Linked DNA regions of Homo sapiens: all the other regions are linked to region 2. Evidence: chromatin contacts called from ENCODE Hi-C or POLR2A ChIA-PET data. All regions are on one chromosome and are shown on one strand. The core of a region is the stretch at or near the end of the contact, and the rest is flanking DNA. Distances in the headings are between cores, read along the strand shown.

The links. Hi-C counts contacts between places; a loop is a spot of excess contacts on that map. ChIA-PET counts read pairs that join two places held with the same protein, here RNA polymerase II (POLR2A). Pooled maps may share reads with other maps.
Region 1: a loop to region 2 is called in a pooled map, with 2.6 times the contacts of the local background. The contact joins the promoter of THEMIS2 here to the promoter of SLC9A1 in region 2. A Hi-C loop is called at or near these places in 1 of 50 pooled maps. POLR2A ChIA-PET finds 5 or more read pairs at or near these places in 2 of 52 experiments (A673 and B cell).
Region 3: a map of CD8-positive, alpha-beta T cell shows a loop between it and region 2 (8-fold over the local background). The contact joins the enhancer-like site here to the promoter of SLC9A1 in region 2. A Hi-C loop is called at or near these places in 1 of 168 maps with a recorded cell type or tissue (CD8-positive, alpha-beta T cell) and 6 of 50 pooled maps. POLR2A ChIA-PET finds 5 or more read pairs at or near these places in 2 of 52 experiments (Panc1 and WTC11).

What each region holds. Positions count from the first base shown.
Region 1 is chr1:27,871,248-27,874,881 of GRCh38, forward strand. It overlaps THEMIS2 (thymocyte selection associated family member 2), which reads left to right and starts at 1,297. Exons shown (of 6, transcript NM_001105556.3): 1 at 1,297-1,418. The coding sequence starts at 1,325. RefSeq lists a silencer at 1,145-1,414.
Region 2 is chr1:27,153,739-27,157,531 of GRCh38, forward strand. It overlaps SLC9A1 (solute carrier family 9 member A1), which reads right to left and starts at 1,387. Exons shown (of 12, transcript NM_003047.5): 1 at 245-1,387. The coding sequence starts at 596. RefSeq lists a silencer at 1,107-1,336 and an enhancer at 2,282-2,781.
Region 3 is chr1:26,498,681-26,502,229 of GRCh38, forward strand. No RefSeq gene overlaps it. Among named protein-coding and RNA genes, the nearest start is that of HMGN2, 28 kb to the left of the region's middle. RefSeq lists silencers at 1,604-1,783, 1,994-2,483 and enhancers at 2,664-2,733, 2,693-3,350, 2,764-2,823. Within about 2 kb of position 1,936, at least 38 of the 41 ENCODE cell types and tissues checked have a DNase peak (open chromatin) inside an H3K27ac peak, as active enhancers do; they include CD8-positive, alpha-beta T cell and Panc1, where a contact is called at or near this core.

The sequences.
Region 1 (3,634 bases), core at 47-2,546, 720 kb after region 2:
AGGCTGGTCTTGAACTCCTGACTTCAGGAGATCTGCCCGCCTCACCCTCCCAAAGTGCTAGGATTATAGGCGTGAGCCACCGCGCCTGGCCTTATTTTATTTTATTCTTTTTTTTAAGAGACAGGGTCTTGCTAGTTTGCCCAGGGTGGTCTAGGACTCCTGGTCTCAAGTGATCCTCCTGCCTCAGTCTCCCAAAGTGCTGGGATTACAGGCCACACCCAGCCTCTTCTCCCTGTTTTTTTGTTTTTGTTTTTGTTTTTTGAGACGGAGTTTTGCTCTTGTTGCCCAAGCTGGAGTGCAATGGTACAATCTCGGCTCACTGCAACCTCTGCCTCCCAGGTTCAAGCGATTCTCCTGCCTCAGCCTCCCGAGTAGCTGGGATTAGAGGTGTGTGCCACCACGTCTGGCTAGGTTTTTTTGTATTTTTAGTAGAAACGGGTTTTCACCATGTTAGTCTGGTCTCAAACTCCTGACCTCAGGTGATCCACCCGCCTCGGCCTCCCAAAGTGCTGGGATTATAGGCGTGAGCCATTGCGCCCGGCCCTCTTCTCCCTGTTTTAGAGAGTAAGAAACTGAGGTTCACACAATCAAAGTGATTTGCCTAACGTCATACAACGAGCAAGAGGAGACCTGGGATTTGAACCTATGTTGGTCTGACTCCTGAGGGACAGGGAAATGGAAAAGGCTTATCCCGAGCCTGTGGGGTCAGGATAAGTGGTTGGTCCGGCTTCTAAGCAGATTTCTCTTTAGCCTTAGGAAGAATTTTTAACTAGAATTGGTGAGGCCCGGCGTGGTGGCTCACAGGTGGATCACACCTGTGATCCCAGCACTTTGGGAGGCCGAGGTGGGAGGATCACTTGAGTCCAGGAGTTCGAGGCCAACGTAGACAATAATTATCGAAAGAGTATGGGAGTTCTGGAGAGGTAATGAGATCCCCTTCACCAGGAGGTTTCCGATAGAGGACCATGGAGTGTCCTGGAGGGACATTCGGGAGCCCTGACACTACATCTCCCTCCTCAAACCCAAAGGGCAGAGGCATGTCCCTCCTATGAGACGCAGAACAAGTCGGGCCGCGTCCCCTTTTTCTAACTGGGAGCACTGCTGAGGGGGCGTCTGGGACTTCTTCATCTTCATCATCGCCCCTTCCCCATAGGGTACTGCAGGGGGCGGGGGGCGGGGCTTCGGCGGGGCGGGGCTGCAGGGCTCCCGCGGGCTGGCGGGGCGGCTTCGGCGTGCGGGGCGGGGCATCGGCGGGGCGGGGCTGCAGGGCTCCCGGGGACCGCCCGCCCGCCCCTCAGTCTGAGCCCAGAGAGCCGCGGGGACCATGGAGCCGGTGCCGCTGCAGGACTTCGTGCGCGCCTTGGACCCCGCCTCCCTCCCGCGCGTGCTGCGGGTCTGCTCGGGGGTCTACTTCGAGGGTGAGCGGGGGCTGGAACCCCTCCGAGCACTCCCTTGGTGTGGGGCGGGGGCAGAGACCCGGAGAAGACGTTAGCAATCCGGGGAAACTGCCCCTGGGTTCAAATCCCGACACTGCCACTGGCCAAGCTGTGTGATTTGGGGCCGCACTCAACCTCTTTGGACCTCGGCTTTTGCTTTCGTGGAACGGGGACCGCTGACCTGCCCCGCAGGGTAGTGATGAAAAGTCAGTGGGTTGAGGCGCGGGAGGTGGATGCAGCCGGGCCACTCCTAGGTGGCCCCGCGGTGCGCATGGGACAGAGCTCCGACCGCGCCGGGACGCAGCATTAGGCCGCTGGTGGTCGTGGCTGCGTCTTGATTCTGAAGTGCAGGGTCAGTCTTCCCGTCTGTGTCCTCCCACTCCTCCCCCGGCCCTCCTCTACACTGCCTTCCTTCAGTCCCTGCGTCCACCTTGGCCTTCTGTTTGACCATGGGCAGTACTTGATTTGATCAGCTCTTCAGTTCTCAGCTTAAATGGCGCTTCCTCCCGGAAGCCTTCCTGGCTCTCTGCTCCTTGCACGCCCCCGTACATCTGCCGTCTGCCCGCAGCGGCCTGGTTCACAGGGATGGGCACACAGCAGGCGCACAGTCACTAGTCATTGCCTGAAGGAGCAAGCGGTGAGGGAATAACAGACAGTGGAGGGCAGGGTAAGACAGCACAGTGGATGGGTGGCCAGTGCTGCTCTGTGGGCAGGGAGGACCCGTGGGCCACCGAGTAGGGGAGATGGAGGTGGAGGAGAGAGATGCTGTGTGGGGGTGCGGGTTCCTTCCTTAGAGAGCGAACTGAGGCTTGAAGGCCCTGCCCCATCCTGTTCCCTGGCTGCAGAAAAACGCTCTGTCGCAGCAGCTTCCAGCAGAGTGTTTGAGGTCCCAAGTGGGGTCCTAGACCAAGGAGGTCCCTCATGAAGGGTCCCGCAGGGGGCCACCACCTCGCAGTGGGTCTCTCCAGGTCTGCTTGGGAATCTGGCAGATCTGGGTTCAAATTCTGACTCTACCTCCAGGGGCTTTCTGCAGGAAGGCGCCTGGGATCTGTTTGCTCTTCCCCCAGCCCAGGACCAAGCGTCTTCGTCCTCCCAGCACCCTTTGCCTGCTGGTGTTACAACACCTGTTTCCTCATCCTGCCTGACGCGGGATGGTGGAAATGGTGGAAGTCAGAGTGATGGTGACTAGAGAAGGCCCTGACAGGGTGTGGGTGTGCGGATGGGGTGAGTGCGGAGGACAGATGGCCATGCCAATAGGGGCAGGCGTCTACAGGGCACTCAGAAGGGGCTGGCTGCGTGGTTGGTTAGGAGCACTGGCTCTGGAGGCAAACACCCTGGGTTCAACCTAGGTTTTTTTTTTTTTTTTTGAGACAGAGTCTGGCTCTGTTGCCCAGGCTGGAGTGCAGTGGCACGATACAGCTCACTGCGGCCTCGACCTCCTGGGCTCAAGTGATCCTCCCACCTCAGCTTCCTGAGAGGCTGGGACCACAGGCACGCACCAGGACAACGTCCAGCTAATTTTTGTATTTTTTGTAAAGATGGGGTTTTGTCATTTTGCCCAGGCCGGTCTCAAACCCCTGGACTCAAGTGATCTGCCTGCCTCGGCCTCCCAAAGTGTTAGGATTACAGGCATGAGCCACCACACCAGGCCCTGTTTTTTGTTTAATAGAACATAGGTTGTGTGTGATAGCTCATGCTTATAATCTCAACACTTTGGGAGGCTGAGGTGGGAAGATTGCTTGAGCCTAGGAGTTCGAGATCAGCCCTGGCAACATGGTGAGACATCATGTCTACAAAAAATTTTAAAATAAAAAATTGCAGGGTGTGGTGGCTCATGCTTGTAATCCCAGCACTTTGGGAGGCTGAGGCAGGAGGATCACTTGAACTCAGGGGTTCAAGACCAACCTGGGTAACATACTGAGACCGTGTCTCTACACAAAATAAAAAAATTAGTCAGGTGTGATGGTGCATGCCTGTAGTCTCAGCAACTCAGGAGGCTGAGGTGGGAGGATTGCTTGAGCCTGGGAGGTTGAGGTTGCAGTGAGCTATGATTGCACCACTGCACTCCAGTCTGGGCGACAGTGAGACTCTGTCTCGAAAAAAAGGACGAGGTCTGTGTTGCCCAGGCTGGTCTTGAATTCCTGTCCTCAAGCAGTCCTCCCACTTTAGCCTCCCAAAGTGTTGGGATTACAAGCGTG
Region 2 (3,793 bases), core at 137-2,636:
ATCCCATTCTCTAATCCTGCTCTCTTCTGTGCACAGTGCTGGCTCCAATCTTGGGAAGCCTCAGATCACAGATCAGAAGCCACAGAACTGGAGCCTGAGAAGGACCAAGGTGGCAGGATGGAGACTGCCTACTTTATGGGGGTAGTTCAGATCCTTACTCCTGGACAGCCTCAAATGGTGCGAGATGAGGCAAGAAGCTCACCAGTCTGGTGGCGGCCGCAGCATCGGAGCAAACGGGACTTACCTATCTTCATGAGGCAGGCCAGAAGGATCCAGAGGGAGATCTCGAAGGGGGTGCGCACGTGTGTGTAGTCGATGCCCAGGACTGGAAAGGCCTTGCGCGGCTTCATGCCATGATCAGTGACGGAATGATTAACAGGGCGGCTCTCTGGGGTGACCTCCGGTGGAGCGGTGGTGACATCCCCAATCGAGCGTTCTCGTGGTGGCTCTGAGCTTCGAATGGTGCTGGCAGTTGGGCTGAGCTGGAGGCCATGGCTCCTGAGAACAGGCAGCAGCCCCACCAAAGCAACCACCACGAGTAAGGAAGGGAAGATCCGATGTGGAGAGAGGCCACAGATGCCAGACCGCAGAACCATGGTGCTGCTTCCAGAGCCAGCCTCGACCTTACCCAAATGAGAGTAAAACCGGGCACATAGGTAGCAAAGGGTCAGCAAGTGGGAAGAGAGACTGGCGTAGTCTCTAGGAAAAGTTCATGTTTTAGAGAGGCATTTCCATGGAAGCAATTTTCTGGGGGTGGAGGGAGGCTGGGTTTGCAATCTGGAACTCCAAAGTGGGGAAAGGGGGCAAGGACCCAGGAACGACCACGAAAGGAGACCAAAAGGTCTGGAACTCCGGGCCTGGGAAGGGGGAGGACGGATGTGGGAAACTGAGCCCTAGGGATAGAGGAAGGGGCAGGATAGGGATAGTGCAAAGGAAAGGAAGAAGGAAGGCTGGGACCTTTGGCTGAGGAAAGTGACTGAGGAGCTGGGACTCTGGGCTGTGGGCTAAAGGAAGGGGTAGGGAGCCTGAGCTAAAGGAAGGGGACCGAAGGGGGTGAGAGCCAGTCCAGGAAAAGGAGAGAGGGGGCTGGGAGCCCAGGCTGAGAAGGAGTGAAACCGGGAAGCGGCCGGGAGCTTCTCCACCCAGAGAGGGGCAGGGGTCCAGGCGCGCCGGGCTGAGATTCCGGGGAAATGGAAAGAGGCGGAAGGCAGGCGGCCTGGCGGGAAGGCGCCTCGGCGCGGGCTGGGGGCGGCTCGCGGTGGGCCAGCAGCAACACGCCCCTCCTCGCGGCCCTGGCGCGACGCGGCGCTCCGCCCCGGCCCAGCTGCAGCTCCTCCTGGTCCAGCTCCAGAACTAACCCTAGCCCCGGCCCCGGCGGCAGCAGACTGAAGCCTAGCTGAGCCCGGCGCTGTCACTTATAGGCACCAGCGAGCAGCCGGTGCGGCGGGCTAGAGAGACCGTCGGCACCCGCCCAGCGCAGCGGCCCCTGTCGCCGAGGGAAAGAAGTATCGCGTAGGAAGAGGAAGGAGAGTCAGAGATGACAAAAAAAAAAAAAAAAAAAAGTCCTGAATATACAGAGAACCTCACTAACGCGAGTAAAATGCCGACTACTTACAAAACGATTTCACGTCCACATCTGCAGTCTCATAAGGGCTTTCGAATAATCCTGTGAAGAATGTATTATTAGTTTATGTATTTAGTTACCGTGTGACCTTGAGCAAGTTACTTAACCTGTTTCACAACTTTCTCATCTGTTAAGTAGAGACAGTAATAGTGACTATGTCAGAGGGATGATGTAATGACTGAGACAATCCGTGTAAACTATTTGGAATGCACCCTGGCACATTATTACAATTCCACTTTTACAGATGAGGAAACAGGTGAAGAGAGTCCCCTGGCTACTATGCAAGTAGTTGTATTGCTTACTAGGGCTGCCGTAACAAAGTATCACCCCAAACTGGGTGGCTGCAACAACAGAAATTGATTGTCTCACAGTTCTGGAGGCTGGAGGTCGGATCTAGGTGTTGGCAGGGTTGGTTTCAGCTGAGAGCTATGAGGGAGAATCTGTCCCATGCCTTTCTCCTACCTTCCAGTGGTTTGTTAGGACTATCTGGTATTCCATGGAGTTCTCCTGGTGTCTCTGTCTCTGCGTCCAGATTCCCCGCCCACACTTTATTTTTATTTTTATTTTTTTTGAGATAGAGTCTGGCTCTTGTTGCCCAGGCTGGAGTGCGGTGGCGCCATCTCAGCTCAATGCAACCTCTGCCTCCTGGATTCAAGCGATTCTCCTGCCTCAGCCTCCAGAGTAGCTGGGATTACTGGCACCCACCACCACGTCCAGCTAATTTTTGTATTTTTAGTAGAGATGGGGTTTCACCATGTTGGTCAGGCTGGTCTCGAACTCCTGACCTCAGGTGATCCACCCGCCTCGGCCTCCCAAAGTGCTGGGATTACAGGGGTAAGCCACAACCCCCAGCCAGATTTCCCCTTTTTATAAGGACACCAGTCATTGGATTAGAAATCCAACGTAATTACCTCATCTTAACCTGAACATCTTCAAAGACTGCATCCTAATTAGTCCATCTTCATAGGCACTGGGCATTAGGACTTCAACTTCTTTTGCCGGGACACAATTCAACCCACAACAGTGGCATGCTTTAAGTAGTGGAACTTAAATTTGAACCTATAGTTTGGTTGAAATTGGTGAGGTTCAAGGGATCATGGCTGTACAATGGAATCACTGGAAAGCTTTTTTAAAATACCATTGTCTAGGCCGGGCGTAGTGGCTGACGCCTGTAATCCCAGCACTTTGGGAGGCCGAGGCGGGCGGATCACGAGGTCAGGAGATCGAGACCACGGTGAAACCCGGTCTCTACTAAAAATACAAAAAATTAGCCGGGCGCAGTGGCGGGCGCCTGTAGTCCCAGCTACTCGGGAGGCTGAGGCAGGAGAATGGCGTGAACCCGGAAGGCGGAGCTTGCAGTGAGCGGAGATCGCGCCACAGCACTCCCGCCTGGGCGACAGAACGAGACTCCGTCTCAAAAAAAAAAAAAAAAAAAAAAAATTAGCCGGGCGTGGTGGCACATGCCTGTAATCCCAGCTAGTCAGGAGGCTGAGGCAAGAGAATCACTTGAACCCAGGAGGCGGAGGTTGCAGTAAGTCAAGATTGCACCACTGTACTCCAGCCTGGGCAACAGAGCGAGACTCTGTCTCAAAAAAAAATAAATAAATAAAAATAAATACCATTGTCTGATAAAATTAGCTGTGCTTGGTAGTCCTAGCTGCTTGGGAGGCTGAGGCAGGAGTATCATTTGAACCTAGGAGTTTGAGACTACAGTGAACTATGATCCACCACAGCACTCTAGCCTGGGCAACAAAGGGAGACCCTGTCAATCATAGTAATCATCATCATCATCATCTTTTGTAAAATATCATTTTCGGGGACCCACCGTCAGAGATTTAGATTCAATTACTTCAGGGTAGTGCCAAAGTATTTTTTTCAAAGGCTCTGATATACAACTAGGGTTGGGAGGTATAGAAATCACTGAAATGCTGTCCCTGTTTTGCAGAAGAGTACATTAAGGCCAAAACAGTCAAAGTGTCTAGCTCAAGGTCACATCACAAGTACTTGAGATTCAATTTAGTTTAACAAATGTTTACTGGGCCTCTTGACAGGGCTTTGTGCTGGGCTCTGGCAACACAGAGATAAGCCAGAGGGAGGAAGGAGGTGGTAGGAATTGGGAGGGGGCATAAAGTGGACATAATGAGGGCTTCTAGAATGCTGGTAATGTTC
Region 3 (3,549 bases), core at 686-3,185, 650 kb before region 2:
CAGTATTAAGATCACAGTCTAAGCCTGGGCAACACAGGGAAACCCTGGCTCTACAAAAAATACAAAAATTAGCCAGGCATAGTGGCACACACCTGTAGTCCCAGCTGCTAGGGAGGCTGAGGTGGAAGGATTGCTTGAGCCTAGGAGGTCGATGCTGCAGTAAGCCATGGATGGCACAACTGCACTCCAGCCTGGGTGACAGAGCAAGACTGTCTCAAAAAAAAAAAAAAAAAATCACAGTCTGTGATGCGCCAGGCACTCAGGATCTGGCCTCTGCAGATTCCTCCGGTTTCTTCTTCAGGCCTCTTTCAGGTGGTCACATGCACAAGGTTTCCTCCTGTCTCAGGAACTGTTTACACGCTGTTCCTTCTCCCTAGAAAGCGCTTCACCACCATCACCTGGTTCTCGCACATAAATTGGTGAGATTTCAGCTCAAATGTCACTTCCTCCAGGAAGTCCTCCCTGTTTCTTGGTTCTCCTATCTCATTCCCTCATTCACCAGCCCAGTGGAGCCATGGTGGACCTATCTCAAGATCCCAAAGGGCCTTGCGGGCCATGTTAAGACATTTGCTCTTTGTCTGGAAGAGAACTGGGAGTCACCGAAGTGTTGCCAGCAGGGAAGGTTAAGATCAGATATGCTGATAGATCTGGGGCTCAGAAAGAATTATGAAAAGCAGCAAGCCTCCTTACTTGATACACAGACAACCTTGCTCAACCAACAGTGGCTTCATCCTACCTCCCCAGGGTACTTCCAGTAATTCCCTATGGTAGTGTTTTCCAGAATGGGACATGACTACAGCTGGGGGCCCTAGGTATTTTTTTTTTTTTTTTTTTGAGACAGTCTTGCTCTGTCGCCCAGACTGGAGTGCAGTGGCATGATATGGACTCACTGCAACCTCTGCCTCCCGGATTCAAGCAATTCTCCTGCCTCAGCCTCCCGAGTAACTGAGACTACAGGTGCGCACCACCACGCCTGGCTAATTGTTGTATTTTTAGTAGAGATGGGGTTTCACCATGTTGGCCAGGCTGGTCTTGAACTCCTGACCTCGTGATCCACCTGCCTTGGCCTCGCCTTGGCAAAACCCCGTCTCTACTAAAAATACAAAAATTAGCCAGGCGTGGTGTCTCGTGCCTGTAGTCCCAGCTACTTGGGAGGCTGAGGCAGGAGAACGGCTTGAACCTTGGAGGCGGAAGTTGCAGCGAGCCGAGATCATACTGCTTAACTCCAGCAAAAAGAAAAAAAAGAAAGCTGGGGCTGCGCGCGGGGGCTTATGCCTGTAACCCCAGCACTTTGGGAGGACAGCCTGGCCAACAGAGCGAGACCCTATCTCTATTTTTTTTTAAAAAAATAACAAAACAAAAAAAGCTGGTTGGTTGTTGGGAGGCCTGGCTGCTTTTGGGAAGGATAATCCTCGTCCACACCAAGGTGATTCAGTGAGCAGGGTGAGGGCAGATGCTGGGTGTCCACGCCCCGGCCCCACAGCAGCCAGAGGAAGATACCAGCCCGCGCACCCGTCGCCATGGCAACCTCAACCCCACTCCTGGACCCTAGCTCGGAAGGGGGCAGGGTATCGAAAGCCGATCGCCAGAGGCTCCTCGGTGCCTCGTGCGAGTCCCCGCCGTCAGCCCCGAGGAGCCTCCTGGCACCAAGCAGGCGCTGCCCCCTTCGGCCACACGGTGGCGGCGCAGAGCCGAGCTCCGCGCCCCACCTGGGAGGCGGCGCCCGCGGGATGGGGCTCCTCGGCCCAGCTCCCCAGCCTCGACAAGGATACGGCCCGACATCCAGGCCAGGAGCGTCGCTGGGGCTTAACCGCCGTTCCCCAAGGCGCCCCTCCACTCCTCCAGCGGGCTCCCGCATCCCCCATTATCCGGCGGACCCCAACCCCTGCTCACGTGACTCGCCCGCCACCCTCGAAGAACTCTCGTGGGGCCGCCCCGCCCTGCCGCAGGTCACGCGCTGCGCACCTGGAGGGCATCTGGCCAGCCGCCAGCTAGAGCCTGCCCCTGCTCAGGCTCGGCTCAACCCGGGCCCGCGCCTGCTCCGAGCCCAGGAAGAGCGTCCTGTCCAGCTCCCAAGTGCGCCGGCCCGTGGGGAAGGAGGCGGGAGTGGGCTCCAGCGGTGCGGCCCTCGCTCCTCCGACCCGGGGCCCTCTCCACCTCGGGGGAAGAAAGAGGCCTCTGCCTCCGCCTCCTTCCCTGAGCGCTGCCACCCTCACTCCGGCCCTCTGACCGCGGGTCCCGGACATTGCGCTTAGGGGTCGCCTTGCAGGGCCAGAGAAGCTGGCAGACCACGCGCGCGCACGTGCCGGGGCGGGGCGTCACCGGGGGCGGGGCCTGGAAGGGCGGGGTCGGCGGGCTCGGGTTCCCGCGGGGCGCGCGCGGGGTGACGGGAGCCGGGACTACGCGGAAGTGGGGGTAGGGGCCGCGGGACGGGGAGGGGCGTCCCCAGTACCCGCGAGTGGCTTCAGGGAGCGCAAGGCCAGCTGAGTCTGGGCGCTGGATGGGCGGCCTTGGCATTAGGTCCAGATTTGGGTCCTAAGTACTGTGCCCAACCGGCCCGAGGGGAAGGGGGAGGAGACAGGAACCGCGCCCATTTTCCGGATCAGGTTCTTGGAACCAGCCCGGAAATCCTGGGACTCAATCTGGGGGCCAGATCTGGAGGCGATGGTTTTTCTAGAGACGGGCTGATGCAGCCCCAGTATGCCGTCGCACTCATTTCCCACATTCCAGGAACGGTCCAGGTCTGCCCTTCAGCGGTTTGGGAACTCCGCGACGACTCCCTCTCTCCACAACTGCAGGGTGGGCCGCGCTCTGAAAACCTGGCAAAGCGATGGGGGTCCCTCAGAGCCCCTCCTTCATATTCAGTTTCAAAAGGATTTGGCATTGGGGAAACCTTGGGACCTCAAGCCACATGGAGAAAGAGCTCCAGGTCACAAGGGCTTGGACCTGAGGGCACCTCGGCTGGCTCCTTTCTCGTGCAGTCTTTGCAAAAGAGGACCAGGTGGTGGCCAGAAGGGCACTTTGAGGGCTGAAGAGCTCAAACTGCACAGGGATAGGACCGAGGTGCAGAGTCCTTGGGGCCCTTTTTTTTTCTGTCATATCTTGTTTTGCCATTCGGCCTGGAAATACCTGGAAATTCTTCCTGCCTGTTTTTCCCTCAGAAAAGTTTTTTTTATGTAAAAGTGGCCAGGCACAACTGTAATCCCAGCACTTTGGGAGGCCGAGGTGGGCGGATTGCTTGAGGCCAGGGGTTCGAGACCAGCCTGGGCAACATAGCAAGACCCCGTCTCTGCCAAAAATACAACAAATTAGCCAGGCGTGGAAACGCGCGCCTGTAATCCTAACTGCTGGGGAGGCTGAGGCAGGAGACTCGCTTGAACCTGGGAGGCAGAGGTTACAGTGAGCCACCAAGATCAAGATCGTGCCACTGCACTCCAGCCTGGGCGACAGAGAAAACAGAAAAGGAAAAAAAAAAAAAAGAAAGGACATCTCTGCCGGGCTCTGTGTGTGGCTCATGCCTGCAATAGCAACATTTTGGGAGCCTGAGGC